Linked DNA regions of Homo sapiens: regions 2 and 3 are each linked to region 1. Evidence: chromatin contacts called from ENCODE Hi-C or POLR2A ChIA-PET data. All regions are on one chromosome and are shown on one strand. The core of a region is the stretch at or near the end of the contact, and the rest is flanking DNA. Distances in the headings are between cores, read along the strand shown. Region 1 overlaps LHFPL6 (LHFPL tetraspan subfamily member 6). Region 2 overlaps LHFPL6 (LHFPL tetraspan subfamily member 6). Region 3 overlaps LHFPL6 (LHFPL tetraspan subfamily member 6).

What was found. Hi-C counts contacts between places; a loop is a spot of excess contacts on that map. ChIA-PET counts read pairs that join two places held with the same protein, here RNA polymerase II (POLR2A). Pooled maps may share reads with other maps.
Region 2: a map of heart right ventricle shows a loop between it and region 1 (1.9-fold over the local background). The contact joins two enhancer-like sites. A Hi-C loop is called at or near these places in 12 of 168 maps with a recorded cell type or tissue (Right ventricle myocardium inferior, breast epithelium, cardiac septum and 3 more), 1 of 37 single-sample maps with no recorded cell type and 5 of 50 pooled maps. POLR2A ChIA-PET finds 5 or more read pairs at or near these places in 1 of 52 experiments (BJ).
Region 3: a map of heart right ventricle shows a loop between it and region 1 (4-fold over the local background). The contact joins two enhancer-like sites. A Hi-C loop is called at or near these places in 15 of 168 maps with a recorded cell type or tissue (Right ventricle myocardium inferior, cardiac septum, endothelial cell of umbilical vein and 4 more) and 9 of 50 pooled maps. POLR2A ChIA-PET finds 5 or more read pairs at or near these places in 5 of 52 experiments (H1, OCI-LY7, PC-9 and 2 more).

What each region holds. Positions count from the first base shown.
Region 1 is chr13:39,449,545-39,454,229 of GRCh38, reverse strand. All of the region lies in intron 2 of LHFPL6 (LHFPL tetraspan subfamily member 6), which reads left to right. Among named protein-coding and RNA genes, the nearest start is that of LHFPL6, 150 kb to the left of the region's middle. Within about 2 kb of position 2,054, at least 12 of the 41 ENCODE cell types and tissues checked have a DNase peak (open chromatin) inside an H3K27ac peak, as active enhancers do; they include heart left ventricle, heart right ventricle and left ventricle myocardium inferior, where a contact is called at or near this core.
Region 2 is chr13:39,499,685-39,504,369 of GRCh38, reverse strand. The region is part of intron 2 of LHFPL6 (LHFPL tetraspan subfamily member 6); the gene reads left to right. Among named protein-coding and RNA genes, the nearest start is that of LHFPL6, 100 kb to the left of the region's middle. Within about 2 kb of position 2,534, at least 2 of the 41 ENCODE cell types and tissues checked have a DNase peak (open chromatin) inside an H3K27ac peak, as active enhancers do; they include heart right ventricle, where a contact is called at or near this core.
Region 3 is chr13:39,413,565-39,418,249 of GRCh38, reverse strand. All of the region lies in intron 2 of LHFPL6 (LHFPL tetraspan subfamily member 6), which reads left to right. Among named protein-coding and RNA genes, the nearest start is that of LHFPL6, 190 kb to the left of the region's middle. RefSeq lists an enhancer at 265-1,207. Within about 2 kb of position 2,614, at least 11 of the 41 ENCODE cell types and tissues checked have a DNase peak (open chromatin) inside an H3K27ac peak, as active enhancers do; they include heart left ventricle, heart right ventricle and left ventricle myocardium inferior, where a contact is called at or near this core.

The DNA.
Region 1 (4,685 bases), core at 805-3,304:
TTTCATTTTTCTGGATTATTAACCTGTCCTATAGAAATAGAATACTTTATAATGAGACAAATTAGAAGATTATACCGATAGTTTGAGATCTAATATTCCTTAAATTCTCCATTTTTCTTGAGAATCAGAAATCAGCTCTTGATTATCCCCAAGTATGAAGGGAAACTGGGTTGGAACATCCAAAACAATCAATAATTCTGAAATCAATTGCATTTGCCTAGGGGATGCAATAAAAGAACTCAATCGAAGTGTATCTTAGGAAGTCCACGTATACACTCAAAACCCCTGAGCCTGACCTTGACTTTGGCCTTATCCCATTGCTCTCAGGTGGCCGATGGGCTAGAACTGCATTGAAGAGAAAGTTAGATTCTTCTTTTCCTTAACCATATCACACACGACTTGCTTGTTGAATTCTTTCTCCAGTCATGATACACATTGCAGTAATTTGTCTGTCTTGTTCAACTCACACCCATGCTGTTGAGTTAAAGAACAAATGAATGGACTACCTGCCCAGGGAAGGCAAGGGACTCACTTTATATCAGGTAGTTAGTCATGAGGTGGAAGTAGAAACACTCCCTTACCAATAGCGTGGCCTGATTTTCACTTAGCTGCTGCTTCTATCAGTCTGGATTCCTTAGCTGGGGTACTAATACTTGCCTTGCCAATGTTGAATATTTTAATGAAATTTAAATGAGATAATCAATATAAGTTTTTACAAATCTCAACATTATAAAAACATGACACAAAGTATTTTATTTGCTTTTTGAGATAAAGGGTTCTCTATTTTTAGGCAAAAGGTACTGCATGAGTTAAATGCCCATCATGATATACTTCAAGGCTACTCACAGTAGAAATACTACATAAGCCTAACATTGATATAGCTTCATTCATCCTCTTAATTTGCCTGATGCTACCTTTCATTTTATTTTTTGCTCTAATGTAAATTCAATGAAATGTTGCTTATTTTATTTGAATAAACTAGGCTTATTTTCAGCCGTAACTGCCATGCCATCACTTAAATGTAGTTTTTCAAGTAAAGCCAGTGAAAATGTATTCTATTAGGGGCAAGAATGACCTCAACTCTCAGGGTAAGGCCAAAAAAAGAACGGCCTTCTGTGTTCTTCTGTCTGGTATATGCAGGTGAGTGAAGTCAGCAGGCTTCTCTCTATCTCAAGTGTTCATAAAAAGCTTTTGAAAGGTCAGGATTCCAGGGAGGCCTCTTTGTTCCTGGCATCTCAGTTTATTCCAGGCTGCCTCTGGCAAAAGTAACAATCTCTATCACTATCTCTGGGGGAAGGAAACTGAGACAGATGGACAAAACCAGAGGATGGTACAGAACTATAGAGAACAGAGCCAGCTAAGCAAGAGGAGAGCATTATAAAGGGAAAAAGACTAGGATGCCCTATTTTTAAATGGAGTGGCTGTCCCAATAATACTATCAATGGATATGTCTGTTTTTCACATCTAAATTTATGCATTGGCCATTATTCTTGCGGCTCTTCCTTTAGCTTGAATTACAGTCTTCAGCATCTTAATTGTGGTGTTTGAATGAGGCAGCAGAAGAGGAATGTGTGTGAGACACCCGGTGTCTGGGTATCATCATAATGAGTCTAGCAGAGCCCTGCACAAAGTCCTCCTGTCACCCCACACTCCATGTGAGACAGCACTGGGATCTGTGAAGAAAGGGAGGAGCATCTCCCTACTGCTCCACTTTACATTTTTAAGGCATTATCGTAACATAGGCAATTGTGGTTTTCCATTTGCTTTCACCAAAATGTATGACCCCCTCCTCCCTTTCTCTTCTCTAAGTTGAAGTCTGTATTTCTGAATTTGGTGATTTGTATCAAAACCTGGGCTAACTGGCTTAGTATGTAAGAGTTTCTCTTTGAAGGGCAAACATTTCAAATATGGAGTCCTCCTAGTACTCCATAATCTGGACCGGCTGAAGATTGTTTTTCAGTGCAATGTGCTGTGTTGATTTTCTTTTTCTGTGAAGCCTTGTCTGGATTAAACCTGTGTCCTGTGGATTGCTTCACTTCCCTCCGCAGCCCAGTGGGGAGTGGGACCAGCTGGTGTAATTCTGTTGACCTCATTTAAACTCTCTGTTATATCCTTTTTTTTTTTAACCTTGATGTAGCTGTACATAACAAATTGTCCATAGAAAGTTTTTGTTCCTTTAAAGTGTAAGGTTCCTCTTGGGCCTTGATGAAGATCATATTCATTCAGTTCATGGCCCTGGTCCAAAAATAGTTTTTAAGCTTGTCTTATGCACGTGCATGCGCACACACACACACACACACACATATTTCCTGTAGTTTTACACTTCTGCTTTCTATAGTTTTATTACTATGCTTAGATAGGATTTTTCTCACAATATTTAACAGGAATTACTTGAATATATACTAGAATCTTTAGATCTTTAGGAATATTAGTAAAGGGTGTAACTTGATAATGCTTTAAAAAAGACCAGGAAAGGAGAATCTATTTGGCTCAACCTACTTTATGAGACTTATTAAAAAGAAAATATTAACAGTAGAGACATATGCTGATAGGACATGTAAGGAATTAAACTATCATTATAAGACCCTGCTTTGTTATAAACAGCTTTTATGTACTTTCTAAACATACTACTTTAATCTTCTGAAGAGCATACATTTGAGTTCAAAACAAGCTCATTTAATAGCCAACAATAGTGCGAGTTTGATTTAGTGGCTTTTTGTGAAACAGTTTTCTTTCTTTGGCTAGGTTATGTAATAGGTTGGCTACAGGCCAACTGTTTCTCAGCAAGGTTAACAATGATTATAAACCCTGATCTTCTGAAATCACAAAGCATATTCCCAGCTTGGAAATAAATTTACTTATAATAAAATCATACTGCCAATTGATGTTTTTCCTTTACCCATTGTTAATCACCCAATATCTTAGTTGCTGCAGAATAAAACAAAAGTTCAGGTTTTCTTGTTTTTAACAGAAATATGAACAAACTTAATAGTATCTTCCATTGACTCTGTAAACTATTTTTAATCACACATCTCCCCCTTAATAAATAAATAAACAAACAAAATGGATCTCATGACTGGGAGAAAAACCTGACAAGTTTCCATTTTAGCTTCAGTGCACATTTCCTGGGCAATCATAAGCCAGCAACTGGTGTTTACAATCCAGCTATCTTCCGGAGAGTAGAAATAAAATATTACCTAGTATTATTGTGAGTTAGAATAAAACTCTTCGTGGTAAATTTGTGGTAATTGAGGGTCCTAATATGTGAACTCTTAAATATCAGGTTTTGTTTTATTATTTTTACTTCTATTGTGACATTAATCACATTTTTCTTTGCAGTTCAGGGTCCCTACTGCTCAGTTACTGTATGTTTATAGTCTAATTTAATTTTATAATTCAGCTAAGTAAAATACTGTATGGGAATATTATACATATCACAAAATGGCCCATAATAACATTAGCTGGAGCCATATGAAATGACTGATATTTGACTGTTTTTGACCTACAGAAACGGAATTCACTTGGTTCAGACCTACCAAAACCCCACTATTTAGTGGTTCAAATCAAGAAGCCACCCACTTAGTACACCTGGGTGTACTAGCAGCACCTACTGAGTGTAGGCAAAATCAGCTTGAAGTTCTTAGAATCTAAGCATGGATAGATAGAGAGAGACACAGATATCTCTTTATATAGCCATATCTAGGTAGATATCTCACACCCACACACCCACATACACATACATATTGTTTTAAGCCTTTTAAATGGATAGCTTTCTAAAATGAATTAGTACTTTCATAACTCATTAAACTGACTAAACCAAACAAAATAGGAACTTTCTGAATGAATCAGACATCAGAATGAACATCAACTCTTCTACTATGAATGCAGTACCATGATGCCAGCAGGACCTATTGAGTTATATTGGTTCTCACTGCAGTATCCCCAGACTATTGTGCTTTTTAAGCTTTAGTCAGTTTTGACAGATTTTCTATTTTGTCTACTATTGTATCTCTGCTCTCATAGAACCTATAACAAGTACTAACCCCATTTATTTATGGCTTCTAACATTCTTTAGAAATTTAGACTCTTTAGAGATTTAGAAAACAGGTTGCCAAATTTGTAATATTTTTAGGTAAAGCATAAAAGCAAATAATCTGTAAAATTGATGGTGTATGAGTTTCTCCTCCAAGACAGAGCAAAGAATTTGATGGCTTGACTTTTGTGACTTGGCTAATTGATTCTCAGTTGTGTTCCAAATATATGAGATTGTCAGATGAGTATTTGTGGATAAAGGAGATGTTATAAGAAGAAGCCAGGGAAGGTAAGTCTGATGCAGAGCTGTGGAAATTAGCAAACTATTCAATCTTAGTTTGAAATTCCTTTTTTTTTTTTTTTTGCTACTTTCAGAATCATTGAACTCTTAACCATTGACCTTGGATGGACTTGGCAACTGAGTCACAGATATCGTGACTTTAAATCTTTAGGTTAATAGCACTCAGTTTTCAGTGTGGGCTCCAGTGGTATCCACAATAATGAAATCTTAATTGCTTAGATGATTTGGCTCAATCTGTATATCTTATATTCTGTCCTGAAAACAAGTTCCATCATATAAATTAAAGGTAAGGCAGTCTGTTTCGTCAATTTAGGCTCATTTTAAATCCCAAACTTTAAACTGAATGTTAACT
Region 2 (4,685 bases), core at 1,285-3,784, 50 kb before region 1:
TCGAATTAAGATTAAAGAAAAGATTTAAGATCCCATAAGATATAACTACAAATATTTGGTCATTAATGATAATGTTGGATCTACTAATCTTATTCATCTGGATTTATTAATCTGAAATAATACCAGTCCTTCCCATTTAAGTTTTGAAAGGAAAATTTATAAAACATTGTGATTAAACTATATGCTTTAAAACATTATTCTGTGCTACAGATATATTAATATAATTTAAAACATGTTAGTGATCCTTCCGGTGACTCACTGATGCCTTGCCTCACCACAGTCATATATTTATTATTTAGGTTGGTGCAAAAGCAATTTTTGCCATTAAAAGTGATGGCACTATCAAAGCTAACATTTTTGGCAATGGAATGATATACCAAAACTTCTAATTTTACCATGTTATCATCTTTCTTATTTATACATGGTCTGCCAGCATGTTTAATTGTTAGACTCTTCAAGAACTTTTGGAGGAAGCTTTTTGTATTTGACTTGTCAAAAGGCACATTCTGGGAAATTGATCTGGGCCCTAAATAGGCATTCAGCAAGTTATTGGCAAAATAAGTCTGCTTGTCAAACTGTGGGTGACCTACTAGTGAGTTGCAGCCAAGACTTAATAAAGTAAATTTGAATAGAATTGGATAGAGAATATCAGTGTACAGACATAGTAAGGTTACGTATTGTGTAAAATTTCTTTCAATTATATTCATTAATTCAACAAATATTGAGCACCTACTGCATACCAAGCACTGTTCTAGGTGCTTGGGATACATCATTAGACTGACAAAAATCCTTGGCCTCATGGAGCTTTCTCTGTAGTGGGAAAGATAAATAATAATTAGCACAATAAGTAAATTGTGTGGTATGTTAGAAGCTGATTGTGCTATGGCAAAAAGAAACAAAGTGGCAGGAGGGGATTGGGAGTTATGGTAGTATGTGGGGGGGATGGTTGCAATTTTAGATATTAATAAAATGGTCAGGTAGGCCTTATTGAGCTGCTGTTTGATCAGAGACAGGAGGCAAGAGAGTTGACCATGTGGATATCTGGAAGAAACGTGTTAGAGGCAGAGGGAACAGTCAGTGCAAAGGCACAAAGGTGGGAATTCCTAGAATGTCTGTAGAATGGCTGGGAGGCTAGTGCCTTTGTGAGGAATGAGGGAGGGAGCGATGTGTCCAGTGGTTGAGGGTGCCGGGTCAGGTAGCATTTATAAGTCACTGTAAGCATTCTGGCTGTTCTGAGTGCAGCTTGGAACCACCCAGAGTTCTGGGCATAGGACTCACATATGTATGGATTGTAATTGAAAATGCATTTATTGGCTAGGTGTGGTGGCTTGTGGCTGTAATCCCAGCACTTTGGAAGGCCAAGGTGGGAGGACTGCTTGAACCCAGTAGTTTGAGTCTGCCATAAGCTATGATCGCACCACTGCCCTCAAACCTGGGTGACAGAGCAAGACCTTGTCTCTAAAATAAATAAATAAGATACAACAATAATAAATACAAATTTAAAAAAGAAAATGTATTTATTACTCTGGAAAAGACTAGAAGAGACTGTCATGTTAAGGAATCTGTAAAAGTCCCATTAAATGGAGTTTCTGTGTTTAGTATGTTGGGAGTTCCACAAATGGTCTTTTAACTTTTGATACTGGTTTACCAAACCTGAGGGAAAATAGAATCACTTGGGGCTTTTTAAAGATCCTGTGTTCCAGCTTCACCCTCACCCTGGACTTACTAGCTCAAAACGTATGTGTGTGTGTGTTTTAGAGACAAGGTCTTGCTCTGACTGGAGTGCAGTGGCTTGATCATGGCTCACTGGAGCCTCAAGCTCCTGAGCTCAAGTGACCCACCCACCTCAGCCTCCTGAGTAGCTGGAACCACAGGCGCGCCACCATGCCTATTTTTTTTTTTTTTTAATTTTTTGTAGAGACGGAGTCTCACCATGTTTCCCAGGCTGGTCTCGAACTCCTGGGCTCAAGCGATCCTGCCGCATTGGCCTCTCAAAGTGCTGCGATTACAGGTGTGAGCCATTGTGCCTGGCCAAAATGTGTATTTTTAATATGCTGCTGAGTTGACTCTTGTATGATCAGGAGGAGCATTTGCGAATCACTGATTTTTTGAAAAATCTGAGTTCAGTTTCTGCCACTTCCTAGCAGTCAGGCATTGGCCAAGCTACTTAACCTCTAGCCTCAGAGCCTTCCTGGCAAGGCCATTTTGAGGTGTTTGTGCACCATCTGTGACACACACAGCAAACACTGTAAATGGGAGCCATGTAGGGCCTGGGGATTTTCCCCAGTGTGGCACTTCAGAATCAGAACAAGTGATAAGGAATCCACAAGAGAGTGATTTACAAGAAAACAGAGTTCTGCCCATGAACAATTAGTTGTACTGCAGACCTCCTGGGCCCTTGGCTCACTGTCCTGCGAGAGTCATGTGGCCTGGTGAAATCTGTGAGCCCAGGTCCCCTTTGATCTGGCTAATTATAGTGAAGCATGGAAAAAATGTTAATTGCTTGACTCTTGGCTCCTCTTTTTCTTAGCCTCATGCTTCTCTGCCCTGGTTCGCTCTGGGCCAGCCTCTTGTCAAGCTTTTGAACACATGGTTGATGTCTCTTTAGAAACTCCATGACCACACTAAGAGCAGGGGTTCCAGCCTGCCCTCTCCATGGGGTAAATGGAGAGAAAACATTTCAACTCATGAATCTTGTTTCTCCATACCTCACCCACCCCCAACCCCTCTTTTTTTGTGAAATGCCACAAATAACCATCCTCAACAGTGTCAATAAAGTTGAGAATCCCATAGATAGAGCCTGGGGGGAAGCCTCAATATGTTTTGTAGGAAAATTGTAAATAATTGTTAGGGGGGAAGGTAATGGAGCAAGTTTAAGCCCATTGTCTAATTTCTTTTAAAGCACAGACTCTCTAAACATTGAATTTTAATTGAATTCGGGAGGCAGAAGGAAAAAATACATTCTATGATGTAAAAAAAAATTCTGGGCTGTTTAGAGAAAGATAATTTCAAACACTGTAGCGCAAAGTAATAGAATAAGATACGAGAAAGGATAGCGTGAGAGGCTGGCACTATACTGAATGGTGTATCCACATAGGAGGTATTGTGGCAGAGTTCAAAGAACCCTGGACTGGGAATCAAAAGGCCTGCTTACTAGTCCAGCTTTAGACACCGACTTCCTGTTGCTAACAGCAAATATAACAACACCGGGAATAACAGAACAGATCGGGCACCTATGATGTGGGCTTCTGAATCTAGACCTCAAAGGTGCCCACACTTTTCTCAACAACTAAGATAGAGGAAAGGATGAGACTCCAGGGCAGTGGTCCCCAAAGGAGAGCATCAACATCACTTGGGAATGTGTTAGAAATTCACATTGTCACGCCCCACCCCAGACTTACTGAAAAACAAATTGTGGAGGTAGAGCCCAGCAATCTGTGTTTTCCTAAGTTTTCCAGGTGATTCTCATGCTCACTCAAATCTGAAAATCACTGGTCTGAGAGACACAATCCAAATTTCTTGTCCAAGTTTAATTTATGTTTAATACTATGTGAAATACTGGGTTTGCTTTTGGTCAGAATACTTAATTTATTTTGAAATTAAAAGAGGTGTCAAATTTTTATACTTATCAAGAGGCGTAGTATACATTTTAAAAGGTTTGAGAACATTTAATATACAATTCATGGGCCTTTTCTTAAGAAATTTATGATTTAATTGAGGGAATGACATCCTTGTTAATCTATCAGCAGGTGCATAATAAGGAATACAGGAAATGAGCTAGTGCCGATGGAAGTAGAAAGAAGAATTGAGATGGGGGCCGGGCACGGTGGCTTATGCCTATAATGCCAGAACTTTGGGAGTCTGGGAGGTGGGAGGATCGCTTGAGCCCAGGAATTTGAGAGCAGTCTGGGCCACATAGAGAGACCTCATCTCTACACAAAATAAAAATTTATCCAGGCATGGTGGCATGCACCTATAGTCCCAGACACAAAATAAAAAATTAGCCAGGCATGATGGCATGCACCTATAGTCCCAGCTACTTGGGAGGCTGAAGTGGAAGGATCTTGAGCCCAGGAGGTCGAGGCTGCAGTGAGCTGTGATTGCACCACCACTGCACTCCAGCCTGGGCAACAGAGCAAGACCCTGTCTCAAAATAAAACAAACAAAAAAAATAAACAAACAACCCCAATAAAATAAAAAAAGCAAAATGCAAAGGGCTTATACCTGGAAAGTGAGATGATGAAGGGTTTGAAGAAACATACTGAGGCAGGACCTTGGGGGTCAAGACAGAGAGAAACTGGCTTATCTGGGGGTAAAAAGGACCCAACTGGTAAGAGAGAGGAGTTTGATTAAAAAAAAAAAGAATAAACTCATTTGGATTTTGCAGGAAACTTTCTAGAATCCTGGACAAAATAGCACAACAGAAGGATTCTCAAGTAAGAGTGTCATGTCAACAATGTGTGTGATTGTGTCAGGCATGACCGTTTCAGCTGCACGTGACAAAAACCCAATTCAAAGTAGTTGGATCAAAAAAGAATTTATTGGCTCAAGTTACTGAAGACCAAAGATAGCCTGGCTTTCAGCCTGCTGGATCCAGGGGCTCTGGCAAAGTCACGATTTATGGGTCTCTTCTTACCATCTCTGTGCCAGCTCCTTTCTCAGGGAGGTGCCTTTCTCCAGCACTA
Region 3 (4,685 bases), core at 1,365-3,864, 37 kb after region 1:
CAGCATTTTTTTCAAATCCCATGTAAAGAATTAGCAGCTAATTTGGCATACTACAGTATTCATAAGATAAAATATGTAAGTAAGATTGACCAGGACTTACTTGTTTATTTCATGCATTCATTTATTTTACCAGGACAGGGTGGGAGTGGGATGGTGGAGTGGGAAGAGTAGATGTGGGGTTTGTTTGGTTTTGTTTTAATTTGGGCTTATCTTAGAAGATGTGAAATGCCTTGTTTTGATGCAGATCTGTCTGTGGATTGGGTGCTAGGACACAAGACTAACACTCTTTCTCTCCCCACATAATGCTCTAAATCTTGCAACAATACTGACTCAATGACTTCAAATCCCATGCTCCTTTCTTCCTTTCTTTCGCTTTCTAAACATGTTTGTGTTATGAATCATACTCAGACACAGGGCCCATTTGATGGCTGGGGCTGGGTCTCCTTGTCACCACCCCAGTCAATTGGAATGCAGCCCACAAAGTCGCCCCTGCCCCGGCCCAGGAGCTCCGCCTGGCTGGGTGAGTTCATTGATGTGCTGAATATCACAAAGACTTAATTCTGTGCTGAAAGGTTAAAAAGAAGCGGGGAGGGGAAAGAAGAGAGGAATAAAGATGAGGTCCGTGGAGAATGGTTAATTCAGCTAATGAATTTTTGCAGAATGGCTAACAAGGAAGAATTTTGCTTAAGGAAAATTGGTCCTTGATGTGACTCCTTCCCTCCGTCTCTTTTGCCTTTTGAGCGGGTGGAAAGTTAGAGGAGCTGTTAGTTAAATGACAGAGGGAAATAGAAAGATGTATTTTCAAAAGGCAAAACAAAAACTACCACTTTGGCTTCCAATTCATGCTTTGAGGAATGTCAGCTTCTCACAGCGTTGCTCCGGCCGCCCCTGCCCCATTTAATATTATGCAGCTGGTGTGACCTAATTTAGCCTCTGGGGGCACCCAAGTCAGAGCAGTTGAGGGCTTCACACAGATTCTTCTGCAACATGTCTGTTAACCAACAGTGCCTTTGGGAAAAAGCTTGGGTAGTTAGTCTTTTTGGTAGAGTCCAGTCCTGTCCTGTTTCAAGAGGGATATGAATAAGGCAGGATGATTCCAAAGAAGAGAAAAGACACTGGACACTGGTAAGAAGTGTAATAAAAGCAACTTGGCCTATCCCACCTTTGTTTCTTCCTGGAGTTAAGAGGAGTCTCCCTACACCTTCGGGCTCTTCTAAACTTGGAATAACCTAAATGTATCGGCAGGCTAGAAGAAATCTGCAGATGACATTTTAAAACAAAAACATGTTCATGTTTAAGAAGAAAACCCTTATGTGATTGTACAAGATGTATTCATTATTCAAGTACCTGTGACAAATGTTCATATGCCTATGGTAGACAAGAAGATAAAAATAGGTGCTGGGACTAGCAGAACTCAGGTTTTAACAACTTTAGGAGGAAAATTTGATTTGCATGCCATTTACAAATTTTTTCTACCACCTCTGACATCAGAATTATAAATGTTTAAAAAACTGCACAATGACTTTATAACTTTCCTGTATTTGATTTATGTTCACACAAACTGTAAAAGAGAGAAAGCTAGCACTTTCTCTTTTCTCTTGCAATTACATACTGCATTCACACATTAAGTACATGAAACTGATACCACTGTTCTCCAGCTGCAGACTTTTGACTTTATTGCCCAAATATTCAGAGGTTGTATGGAAAAGGAGCTCAAGGTAGGGGAAGGGAAAAGGCATTTTATTCTCTACCTTTTTGTCCTTTAAACTGTATGATCAAAAGTATCATTGTGTGGCACCACAGTTGGGGAAAACATAGAGTAAATGAACTGGAGAATGAATTGGCCTAATATAATGGAGTTTCATGCCTCCTCTTTTTTTTTTTTAACATATTAAGGTTCATTCATTCAACAAACATGTGCTAAGCATCTGTAATATGTCTGGCATTGTTCTCAACCCTTGGGATACATTAATGAACAAAACAGATAAACATATCAGCCCTCCTTGGGTTTATATTCTAGGGCTTGATCATTGAGTCAATAGAACCTGATTCAAATTGTTCAGATTATTTTTCCCCACATAGTCTTACTACTCTTACTCTCATCAAAGACGTCAGTTCATATTAATTTTCTTTACCATTTCTGTTGCAATTTACATTTGCTCAGTACTCTAACTTCAGTCGTTACCCAAGGAGACTGCATAATCTCATTTCTTGGACATTTCTTCATTTCACATCCATTCTGTCATTATACACTTGCTATGGACAGAGAATCTAGGGGTGATGTCTGAAGGACCTTTCTAGTCCTGATTCTGCAAATATCTAAGCATCAAATGTCTACTCAAGGTAGGTAAGTATTGTTTTCTTTCTTTCTTCGTAATGTATTGAACAAAGTTCAAGGAGGCAAACTGGCTGCAAATGAGAAAGGCTTGAAAAGTGTCAAGGTTTAGACTTCTCACTTTGAATTCAGCACTGAGACTATGAAGCTTTGCTGCTTGTTGTATTTATTCTCCCATTCATTTATGCATTTATTAATCCTTCATCCAGTACACCTTCGGTTACTGCAAAACTATGAGCCAGACACTGCCCCAGCTGCCAAGGGGAGCAAAGATATGCCAGAAAGCCACTGCCCCCTGGAGTTCAGTCTGGTGGGGCACCGGGATGCTTCTTTGCAAGCACAGTTCTTAATTTCAATTCATGAAGGACTTAAGTGTTTCTTCAGCTTGCTTTTGTTTTTTGTTTTTTTTTTTTTCAGTATTTTTATGGCAAGCTGTCTTTGCCAGCAGAGGAATACACTATTAACATGTTGAACACAGACCTGAGTTCTTCCACATGTGCGTATGCATACACATGCATGTGCATACACATGCACAAAAATTTGTTTTTCCTCAACTTTGCTGAACTACTTTTCCTTCAGTTATCGGCTGAGGCAATATAGTAGTATGCAAGCTTTTCAGAAATCCAACGGGATTCATGCCCAGCTGAGTTATTTCACTCTGCGTTCTGTGTCAGTTCCTGGAAATTAACAATAGAGCATTTCACTTTGGTCTTTGATCCCACCAGCTCAGTCATGGTATTTTTCCAGATGTTTCCGTCTTAGGTTGCTATTACAAAAAAGCACAGCACAAGTTAAACTAGGACAAGTTGGCCTGTCCTGGGGTCTGAGGAATGTGTTTTCCACCAAATAAACTGGTCATGTGCCACAGACGGGTTAGAAAGGGAAACTCAGACTTTATAATCAGAGTGATCCTTTTCATTGTGTGTTTAGGAAAAAGTACCATGTCCACCCCCAGTAATTTGACTCAAGACCCTGTAGCTTCTCAAAGACATTGATTTGGCCTGGTTCTAGTAAAAATGATTTGTGTTTTGAAATAAGTTACCATGCTATTTTCTCTCAGGTTAATTTACCCTAGCCTGTATAATACTCTTAGGGGTCTAAATGCCAACAGGCATAGGAAAAAACCTCAGTTGCCAGTAATTATATCATTTAGGTGGTTGGGCAGAGATAAGACAAATAATTGGTGTTATCATGCCTTCTATCCAAGTTTTGTAAGCAAGAATTTCATAGCATGTTTTAACACAAATGGCAAAAAAAATAAGCCCACAGCAGCTTGAAGCATTATATGTGAAATTTACTAAACTAGAAATAAGAAGAAGAAGTGAAAACAGTACCCCAAGAAAGTCCCAGAAGACTGATAACACCAAATGCAGGGGCCCTTGCTCTACCTCAACTCCAGCCCAAATCCACCATGAAGACTCCCTCAGTTGTCCTGAAACACATGCCCTGAAGCATAATGTGGTATTATAAAATAAATTTCCTGAAAAATGACAAGATAAGCTTCTAATGAACTGTGGCTAAAATCTGATACTGGAAAGAGGAAGATGGAAGATGGAATTAGGAAGATGTTGTGTGAATGTTGACACATATTCTCACAGCTAATGCTTATTTTATTAAGCATTTCTCATTTGGTTTGTGCTACTACTAACTCATAACATTATTTATTGAGCTTGATTTCCAAATAGGTAATATCTTTCTAAATGCTTTTATACCCTGTGATCTGGCAATTTCACCCCTCCATATAGTCCATACAAAAATGTATAGATATGTGAATGAAACGGCATATGAGAATGTTCCCAGAATTATTTTTTTGAGCAATCAAACACTGGAAATTGTCCAAATGCCTATGAACAGTAGAGTGGATAAATTGTGGTATATTCACATAATGAAATGCTATGCAGCAATGAAAATAAACCAATTCTAATTATACTCATCACTATGGATGAGTCTCGTAAACATAAATTTGAGTCAAAGAAGCCATAGCAAAAGAGTCCATAATTTATGATTCCATTTATTTAAGTACAAAGAGAGGCAAAACCAATCTATTTTGTCAGGAGGTAGGATAACCCTTGGGAAGGGGTGGTGATTAAAAAGGAATAGAAGGAAGGCTACTGGGGTGCTGGTTGATTCTTTTTAATGTTTGTAAAGTTTACATGGTGTCTTCAGCTTATGAAAATTCCTTGAGCTCTGACCTTATATGTACACTTGTCAATATGCATGTTAGAGTTTAATACACTTGTGCAAATGCAAACATATGTTCACTTATTAAAGACAGCAACACAACAGAAAAATTCATTTAAAACTTACTTAAAGAAAAAAAAAAAAAAAACTAGTCGGTTGTGATGACACA